Regions from separate parts of the Homo sapiens genome. Here region 1 is linked to region 2. A link is an interaction called in ENCODE POLR2A ChIA-PET data of the cell type or tissue named here. Cell type or tissue: OCI-LY7. All regions are shown on one strand.

Region 1 (5,000 bases), 300 kb before region 2:
CAGCAGGTATCAGAACTGGATGAGTCACACATTCTCACCTAAGTGCCTGTCCTGGGAGCAGGGGGCGGAAGGAATGATCTCCTGGGTGCTTTATCAGAACAGGCTTTCACCAGCTTTATGAGGCTCTCAGGAGAGTGTCTGCTTTTCCACTCTTGCAGCGGAAGAAGGAACATCTCCTTTGTCTTTCTGAGATTCCCTTCTCTAGAAGTTGTCAATCGGGAGAATCTGCATTCTCAAGGTCAAGCTCTGGAATTCCATTAGACAGCAGGGAGCCAGAAGAGCAGGCTGAGGAGTCAAATCGAGAAATGGAAAGAAACAAGCCAGGAGAAGTCTTACGATTCTGCTTCTACAGCCTGCAAAGAGCCAAAGCCGAGGTGCTGCACGGCCCTGAGCTACACCTCTGCTCTCACTTTCATCACCCTACCAGGCTCCTCGGGTGGCTTCTTCCCACATGCCCCCCCCCCCCGCCTCCCAAGACGGAGTTTCGCTCTTATAAACGGGCTGGAGTGAAGTAACGTGATCTCAGCTCGCTGCAACCTCCTCCCCCGCAGGTTCAAGCGATTCTCCTGCCTCAGCCTCCAAAGTAGCTGGAATTACAGGCACCCACCACCATGCCCGGCTAATTTTTGTATTTTTTAGTAGAGATGGGATTTCACCATGTTGATCAGGCTGGTCTCGAACTCCTGACCTCAGACGATCCACCCACCTCAGCCTCCCAAAGTGCTAGGATTACAGGTGTGAGCCACTGCGCTCAGCCTGGGCCGCTTCTTTAAGTTTGGCCCTTCTGCAGAGTCAGCTTGGAATTCAGAAAAGAGCCTTCAGAGATTTTGCATTCCTGTCATTTTGGTGCTCCCCAGAAAGCTTTGGAGTGGCATCAAAGGATCTACCCACTCACCCTGTTCCCATAGCCCCTAGCTTGGCACACACCAAGGAGTGCCAGAACTGGCTGGATGTGATCGGTATACCCTGGATTTCCCAGTGTGTCTCAGCAGTTTTGTAAGAGCTTTCTTATTGCACAGGCCCAGATGTGAGAAAAGTTGTCAAGAAAATGAGGGCAAGTCATCCTCTCCTTTGGGGCCTTCTGAAAATATCCTGGTCCATTTTATTCATATCTTAGAGTATACTGTAGCATTTGAGTGTATCTTCTCTGAATGGCTAAAGGAATGCCTGTAGCAAAGGCTGGCAGAATCACCATCAACACGAGGACCTAGTTCACACTCTTGGAGTGCCCCTTTCTATTGATAACCAGGGCACGGTTATTAATAGTCCAAATGTAAAGCCTTGGAGACTTAACACCACTTGTGATGAAACCCAGTCCAGATTATTGCTGAAGCATTGCAAGCTGGGGAGTATCAGTGGGTAAAGCCCTGCCCCCATGACTAAAGCAAAAGGGTTTCCAGAAATTTGTCCTGGCTAGGGCATACGATCAACCTCAATGCCAGGCAATCCACAGGAGGTTCCCCGGGCAGGGGATCGGCTGGACAGCACTACCCTACTCCTGGCCACGTGCTCATCAAAACCTGATGCAGGCCGGGCGCGGTGGCTCACGCCTGTAATCCCAGCACTTTGGGAGGCTGAGGCAGGTGGATCACGAGGTCAGGAGATCAAGACCATCCTGGCTAACATGGTGAAACTCCGTCTCTACTAAAAATACAAAAAACTAGCCAGGCATGGTGGCACACGCCTGTAGTCCAAGCTACTCGGGAGGCTGAGGCAGGAGAATCGCTTGAACCCAGGAGGTAGAGGTTGCAGTGAGCCAAGATCACACCACTGCACTCCAGCCTAGGTGACAGAGCGAGACTCCATCTAAAAAAAAAATAAATAAATAAAAATTTAAAAAACTGATGCAGGCTGGGAAGTGCAGGCAGCCAAATTCATCTCCCAATTCTTGTGGAACCAGAGGGTTGTGTAGACTGAGGAATGGCTGCCTGCAGAACCCCACCCCACTCCATGTCCTCTGGAACTTTTCCAAAAGGCTACTTAAGCTGGGCACTGGCCAGAGGCGAAGCCCCCTCCCTCATCCTGTTAAGCATTCCTCAGAGGAATGTCCAAGCTGAGAGACTAGCGTCAAGGAAATGACCTCCCTCCATCCCTACTCTCCTGTACTGGAAAGGGCCAACTTGCAGGTTAGTGCTGAAGACCATCTTTTTTTTTCTTTTTTTTTTTTTGAGACAGGGTCTTGCTCCTCTGTCACCCAGGCTGGAGTGCAGTGGCGCAATCATGGCTCACTGCAGCCTTGACCTCCCAGGTTCAAGCAATTCTCCCGCTTCAGCCTCCCGAGTAGCTGGGACTACAGGCGTGCACCACCACCATCAGCTAAGAGTTTGTTTTTTTTTTTTTTTTTTTTTTTTTTTTTTTAGATGGAGTCTCGCTCCGTCACCAGGCTGGAGTGCAGTGACACGATCTCGGCTCACTGCAACCTCCACCTCCTGGGTTCAAGAGATTCTCCTGTCTCAGCCTCCTCAGTAGCTGGGACTATAGGCATGTGCCACCACACTCAGCTAATTTTTGTATTTTTAGTAGAGATGGGGTTTCACCATGTTGGCCAGGATGGTCTTGATTTCTTGACCTCATGATCCGCCCGCCTCAGCCTCCCAAAGTGCTGGGATTACAGGCATGAGCCACCACGCCAGGCATTTGTTTGTTTTTTAATAGAGACAGGGTCTTGCTATGTTACCCAGGTTGGTCTTGAACTCCTGAGCTCAAGCAGTCCTCTCATCTTGGCCTCCCAAAGTGCTGGGATCACAGGGGTGAGCCACCACACCCAACCAAGACCATCTTTTTACATTTCTCTAGAAGACTACTACATAAAAAAAATTCATACTGTTATGGGATTCACAACATAATAGTAGATAAAATACATGACAATACCACAAAAGACCAACCGAGGGGAAACAGAGTTATACTGTTATGGTAGCATTCTGACATTGTATGTGAAGTATTGTAGAATTAATTAATGGCAGACTGTAATTTTTTTTTGCCTGCGACCCCCCAGAGTGTAATATTTTAAGGATATATATTGTAATTCCTAGAACCACCACCATACACACACACACACACACACACACACACACACACAAGGGCATACAGTCATAAATAAATAGAAATACTAAATAACTAAAAATGAAATACTAAGAAATTAAACATGGCTAAATGACCTGCTTTGGCCAGTGAAATTTGAGTACTCGTGGTGGATATGTTCTGGGTGGCACATTTGGGAGCCAGGACTTAACGCTTGATGTTCTCTTTCCTTGCTTTGCGTTGAGAAGGAAGGATCATAAGATGGTGTGGAGTAATTAATTATCCACAGCAATGCATCACCCCCTCCCCACACTCCACCATACTGGTATTTACTGAACATGCAGCATAAGAAATATACTTGGTGTTAAGCCACTGAGATTTTGGTGTTTGACACATACATTTGCATTTCCTGGAATAAAACCCATTTGGTCGCGATGTTTTTGTTTGTTTCGTTTTGTTTTGAGACAGCGTCTTGCTCTGTCGCCAGGCTGCAGTGCAGTGGTGCGATCTCAGCTCACTGCAACCTCCGCCTTCCGGGTTCAAGCAATTCTCCTGCCTCAGCCTCCCAAGCAGCTGGGACTACAGGCATGTGCCATCACGCCCAGCTAATTTTTGTATTTTTAGTAGAGACGGGGTTTCACCATGTTGGCCAGGATGGTCTTGATCTCTGGACCTCGTGATTTGCCAGCCTGGGCCTGCCAAAGTGCTGGGATTACAGGCATGAGCCACTGCACCCGGCCATGATGTTATTTTTTAACGTGTTGGTGGATTTCAATTGCAAATAATTTGTTTTCTCCATTGATATTTTTAAGCAAGATTGTTTTGTGTGTGTGTGTACAACCTACTGGATTTTGATAGCAACATTATACTCACTACATAAAAATCATTTAATTTTTTTTTCCTATGCTCTGGTAAAGTTTAAGGAACACTGGAAGTATCTAGTGTTTAAGGCTAATAGCTATTAAACTCAACTGGACCTGGAGTTTTTTGGAGGGAGGGGGGCAGCTCTGTGGCAATTTTCTTGAGTTCATCTATGGAAAAAAAAAAAAGTCTGTTTGAACTTTATATATCTCTGTTAAGGTCAGTTTTGGTGAATTATTTTCCTAGAAAATTCACTTTTTTAAAATTAAAGGCTTGAATGCAGAAAATTGACAATTGCAGCTAGATTTTCTCACGTATTTCCAGAGTGTGTGAAAAATAGATGATTATTTATTTGAGACAGGGTCTCACTTTGTTGGCCGGGCTGGAGTGCAGTGACACATTTATGGCTCACTGCAGCAATCCTCCCACCTCAGCCTCCTGAGCAGCTGGAACCACAGACATGCAACACCACACCCAGCTGATTTTTAAATTTTTTTGTACAGGTGGAGTCTCCCTATGTTGTCCAGGCTGGTCTCAAACTCCCAGACTCAAGTGATCTTCCTGCCTCGGCCTCCCAAAGCGCTAGGATTACAGGTGTGTGTCACTGAGCCCAACCTATTTCTTCTTTTGATGACTAGTACCTTATTTATTACATGCATTTGTGCTTTCTACATTAATTAGGTTTTCTAGTAGTTTAAAAATGTTGCCATCCTTCTTCAAATTTATCATTTTTGTTTTCTAATTATTCAACTTATTTAACTTCCTAGTATTAGTGCTGTTAAAAAGTCTGACACCATCTAATTTCCCTTTCTTGTGTAAGCCTGCATGGAGGCTGAGAAGACTTTTTTTTTTTTTGAGACAGTCTTGCTCTGTTGCCCAGGCTGGAGTGCAGTGGTGCGATCTTGGCTCACTGCAACCCTGGCCTCTTGGGTTCAAGCAATTCTCATGGCTCAGCCTCCCAAGTAGCTGGGATTACAAGTGTGCACCACCAAGCCCAGCTAAGTTTTGTATTTTTAGTAGAGATGGGGCTTTGCCATGTTGGCCAGGCTGGTCTCAAACTCCTGGCCTCAAGTGATCTGCCTGCCTCAGCCTCCCAAAGTGCTGGGATCACAGGCATG
Region 2 (5,000 bases):
ATTTAGTGGATGACAACTAAACACTTTTTTGGACAATGAAGTAGGGAACACATGCAAAGGTCTAACAGTAATAAAAAGACTTTCCCTACAGACATGATTGCGTCCGATTGTGATAGAATCAGACATTAAAAATCAAACAATGTTGATTGCACATGGTTAGTTACAGAGTGCCTTGCAATTGGTAAGAACTCAATGTGTGTGTTCAACTGCTGGACAAATTGCTGAACATAACTAGAATACTCACTCCTAAGCAAAAAGAACAAAACTCTATAAGCTGGGAACTACCAAACATCTTTTACAAAAATGGAAATAGAGAAGAATCTGTTCGCAACATGATCTATCTATGACATAAAAGGACCCAAACATTCCACTGAGTAAAAGCTTTGTGAGTCTGTATGTCAAAGCACTGGAAGGAATACAGAGATGAAGAAAACATAGTCCCTGCCCTAAAGCTTCTCATAATCTAGAAGTAGGGATAGAACTACAACTCAGAAAAATAACTGATAAGTTTCACTACGATGTTCCTAAAGAGCAAATTGGAAGGACTCAAGGTGGGTAGGGGTCAGGGACAGAGGTATCTTGAAGGGAATGCTTAAAGCTAATGCAGCCAGAGACAGGAAGAAAAGGGTATGTAGGCCTGGCACAGTGGCTCGCATCTGTAATCCCACCACTATGGCAGACCATAGTGGGTGGACTGCTTCAGCCCAGGAGTTTGAGACCAGCCTGGGCAACATGGAGAAACCCCATCTCTACAAAAAAAATTCAAAAATTAGCCAAGCGTGGTAGTCCCAGCTACTTGAGAGGCTGAGGTGGGAGGACTGCTTGAGCTCAGGAGGCGGAAGTTGCAGTGAGCCAAGATCATGCCACTGCATTCCAGCCTGGGCAACAGAGCAAGACTCTGTCTAAAAAAAAGAAAGAAAGAAAAGAAAAGGGTGTGTATATGCATATAGGAGAGAGCAGAAGTGTGTGCGTTTGGGTGGGATGGCCAGAACGTTCAGAGGATGGTCTAGGCAGACTTCCAGCATATGTAAAAACGACCCAGAGGTTACAGACGCTACACCTATAAGTACTGTATATTTAGGAAAATTGCAAACGAGCAGTTTGCATAAGATGCATACATTTTAAATGTTCCAGATGACTCAGAATCCCTGCAGAGAATTCCATCCCTAACAGTCTTTCACAAGGTGTAGTGGTCAGTCAACCTAAAGATCTCTGCGGGTGGAACCTGCAAGTTTAACAAGCTCCCAGACAATTCTCCTGCACACTTAAGCTGGAGAAAGAGAGATGCTTTTTGAGATGCAGAATTATCAAATTACATGCGGTTCCCAAACTTTGCTGCAAGCTGGAATCACTTGGGCATCTTTAAAAAAAAAATATTGAAGTCTGGCTTTCAACTCCAGACATTCTGATTGTTTTGGTCTGGGATGCCACATGGGCATCAGAAACCTTTACAATTTCCCCCAGGTGATTCTACAGTGTAGCAAAGTTGGAGAGCCACTGCCCTAATTGTTAAGCACTTGGGTCGGATGCTCCGGTTCAAATTACTAGCTATGTGACCTTGGGTAATTAAGTCACCCAACCACCCAGGGACTCAGTTGCCTCGTCAGTAAAATGGGGACAACAATCCTACCTCACAGGGTTGCTGTGAAGTTAGACGTGGAGAACGTAATGGCCTGGCATGATGCCTGGCGGATAAGAAGCGCTTAATGGGGGTTAGCTGTTTACTCCCATCATCAACTCTCCCTCATCAAAGTGTCACTGTGCAATGGGCAGCATCGTCCCCACTGGGCGGCAGCAACTTGCCTAACCTTTCTGCTGGACCAAATTCTTTGCGGGAGTTGTCTAGCTCCGCTCCAGACCCGCCCCCTCCCCCAGGTTGCCAGGAGAGAGCTTCGCCTGGCCGGGGTAGCTCCCAAGGATTAGACCGGGTTTACACAGACTCGACAGCAGCCGCCCACTCCAGGGCCAAGCTTTCCCCGCCCCCGTGGGTCTCCCAAAAATTTGCAGATGAGCTTCCAAAGGCCGGGCCCCTGGAGCACCCAGAGCCGAGAAACAAGCCTCAGCCGTCCCTTGACCGCCAGGTGGGGAAGAGAGGGAAGGAGAGGGGAGGGTCCGGCCGCGGCGGGGCCGGCTGCCCGGTTACCTGAGGCGACGGGCGGGGCCCGCATCGCCGGGGCGGGCGCCGCCGCCGGCCGTCCTCGGCCTTCCGCCTCACGCGACCCGCGCCATAGGGCTGGCGCTTTCACCGCCCTGGCCGGCCGTCCTCAGGCGGTCCGTCAGTCCACCCGTCAGCGACTCTCCCAGGGCGCCAAGGGACGACGAAGGCCACTCGAGCCAGCCGGCTGGGATCTGCTCAGGCAACTTCCGACTGCCAGGGGCGGCGGCGTCAAATAACTCCCCAGCCAAGTGGGCCACTGCGCGTGCGCGGTGCGCCTAATCAGAGCTTTCTACGGGGCTGAACCGGTGGCGTCAAATAATTCCCGAGACACAGAGCCGGAAGCTGCGCCTGCGCAGCTATCCCAGATCGCCGCGCGGGACGCATTGCGTTCCTCCCATTCCGGATCAAGTGGAGAGGGAGGAGTGAAGTGACGGATGCACCTACCTCATCGCGGCACAGAGGAGGCGCTCTACCTGCGTCCTTAGGAATCTTACGGCATCCACTCTACCTGCTTTCGGTGCAGACGGATAAGGGGCTTCTCTGCAAGATTCTGGCTCCCACCTAGGTTCTAGGAATTTCTCCCATCCCACCATTACAGCACTCTTCCTCTGAAATGATGCCCTTTGCTCGCCGCCGTCTTATTACACGGGCACAGCATTAATTATGAACAGTGCTCTATTCCAGGCCCGGTGTGGGTTACAAAGGTGAATCGAACATAAGATTTAGAGCCTCTCATTAAAGAGCTGAATCTGATCGAGATAAGACAGTAGTAATAATACTAAGAGATACTACTTCGAGCACCTGCCATGCGCTAGACATTTTGTAAACAGTACCACTTTCAATAATTTGCTTTCACTTCAACGAAGAAAATAATACCATTGGAGAGGTACAGCTTAAGTGCTTTGAGAATCTAAAGGAGGAAACTTGGACTGAGAAAGAAGAGGAGGGAGGGATGGTGGAATTCTTCACGGAGGACCTGGCCTTGAGACTGACCTTGGGTATTGAGAGAGGGAGGAGGGGTCAGGGTGTTGAGTAGAGGTGAAGGCACGGTTGTCTGAAAAGCAGAAGGGAGCAAAGAAGATTCTGACTCCTCACCTCAGTTAGAAGAGACTATGGAGGAATGAGTGATAAGGGAACTAGTATCCTCACAGAAAGGGTAAAACTGAAGAGTGTTTCCTCAAGACCACACCTCACCCCCCAGAAAAATAGCTACAGGAAGGAAGAGGGAAAAGGAGGGTAAGAATGTGCTAGGACAGGAACGAGGCTATGTCCAGGACACTGGATCCAAGCAATACATTTCAATTAAACACAGTGTGACAAATTATGTAGTTGGCTAACTCAAGATCTATTTCAACCACTCCCTTGCCTTTCTATACTACAGGGGCTGAAAAGCAAAGCACACAACTCTCAACTTTCTTTGCTGCTAAGGGTGGCAGTGAGACAAAGTCCTGGCCACTGAGATGTAGGCAGAAGTATCAAAGGAGACCTTCCCTTCCTTCTTCCCTTGGAGAAGTTTGTGTCCTTCACTTTTCCCCTGCTTCATGCTTGGAACTGGGTAACACCTGGGAGCACAGCAGCCTAGAGGCCATGAGGAGGGCTGTGCTGAGGAAGGTGGAGCAGAAAGACAGGAGCCTGTTTGTTTAAGTCATACTCAAGCAGCTACACAAACCCTGTACTACCTTCCTGTCTTATCGGGATGAGGGATCTTATATATACCAGAGTTTGTTGAGTTTTATGTTACTTGCAACCAGATGCATTCTAACACAATTAATACTGAACCCCTGTAACAGACAAGGGAGGGGTGACTAACTGGAAGAACAACGGGTGATGGGAATTGGAAAAGTGACAGGCACAGAGGATGGGAAAGCTGTCCCAAAGCCCTTGGGGAGATGATGAAAATACAGCTATCACCCTTCTAGTGGTTTCAATTCATTCCTGAAATTCTGCTTCTAAGTGGAAAGCTGTTAAATTTTTCCCATTAATTAAAATGGGCAAAATTGTGTTCAATTCCAGCCTAAGGCACCTAAATATTTTTAACAGAAAAAATATATTGATGCAACAGAAAATTATACAAACAAATAATTTTGCTTAAAATATGGTTTTTACATAACATGTAAGGCAGTAAGACTTACTGCTCTGGACAGAAAGACAAGATTTAATATTAGGTGCAAGTTGGTGGAGGAGAGATGCAAGTGAGTGGTTCTCTAAATGATGGTTTGTTTTTTTAAGACACAGGGCCTCGCTATGTTGCCCAGGCTGGCTTCAAACTCCCAGGCCCAAGCGATCCACCTGCCTCAGCCTCCCAAGTAGCTGGAACTAAAGGCACACATCACTGTGCCTGGCATAAAAGATATGTTTTTTCTGCACTCTTTGCTAATTTTTTAAAACTTTTGAAGTCTTCACTTAAACAAACATAAAAATAAAACACACATACGCACATATACCTTGAGGGAAAATTAAAGACTAAACATTAGAACACTTTGAAACATTTGAGAAAAGCACACATGTACAATAAACTTAAGAGACACATGAGATGCTACACATAGTAAAACATTTTGGATCTCCAAACATAGTGCACAATTCAAATTTGTTCCACGGCATGATCTCTAACTAGAAACATCGACTAAACTGGGGAATGTCTTCATCTGAACTGTAATGTCAAAATATCATTGTGTATAGTGTGTTTGGAAAGGCACAGAATTGGAAAAAAGAGGAGCAGCGGTATAAGCTTTTGTGACAGACTTTTTTCCAAAGATCACTACACCAGTCTTTTTTGTTTTATTTACCCTGAAAGCATCATTCTGGGAGATGCCATACCAATCTATATGATCCATCCCATGGT

Evidence for each region. ChIA-PET counts read pairs that join two places held together with the same protein. Peaks named below come from ENCODE experiments on the same cell type or tissue, not always from the same donor. Only the 100,000 strongest peaks of a DNase experiment are listed, where the experiment ranks them.
Region 1: POLR2A ChIA-PET joins it to region 2 with 12 read pairs; 2 of 35 experiments call an interaction of 5 or more read pairs at or near these places.

What each region holds. Positions count from the first base shown.
Region 1 is chr20:38,774,991-38,779,990 of GRCh38, reverse strand. LOC124904902 (a long non-coding RNA gene) reads right to left here and starts at 493. Exons shown (of 2, transcript XR_007067584.1): 1 at 39-493. RefSeq lists an enhancer at 1-493. In OCI-LY7, no CTCF peak of the experiment used is centred here; no DNase peak of the experiment used is centred here.
Region 2 is chr20:38,470,213-38,475,212 of GRCh38, reverse strand. It overlaps RALGAPB (Ral GTPase activating protein non-catalytic subunit beta), which reads right to left and starts at 2,370. Exons shown (of 30, transcript NM_020336.4): 1 at 2,144-2,370. RefSeq lists a silencer at 2,090-2,289 and an enhancer at 2,580-2,649. In OCI-LY7, a CTCF peak has its summit at 2,645; a DNase peak (open chromatin) is centred at 2,482; H3K4me3 peaks cover 2,181 bases.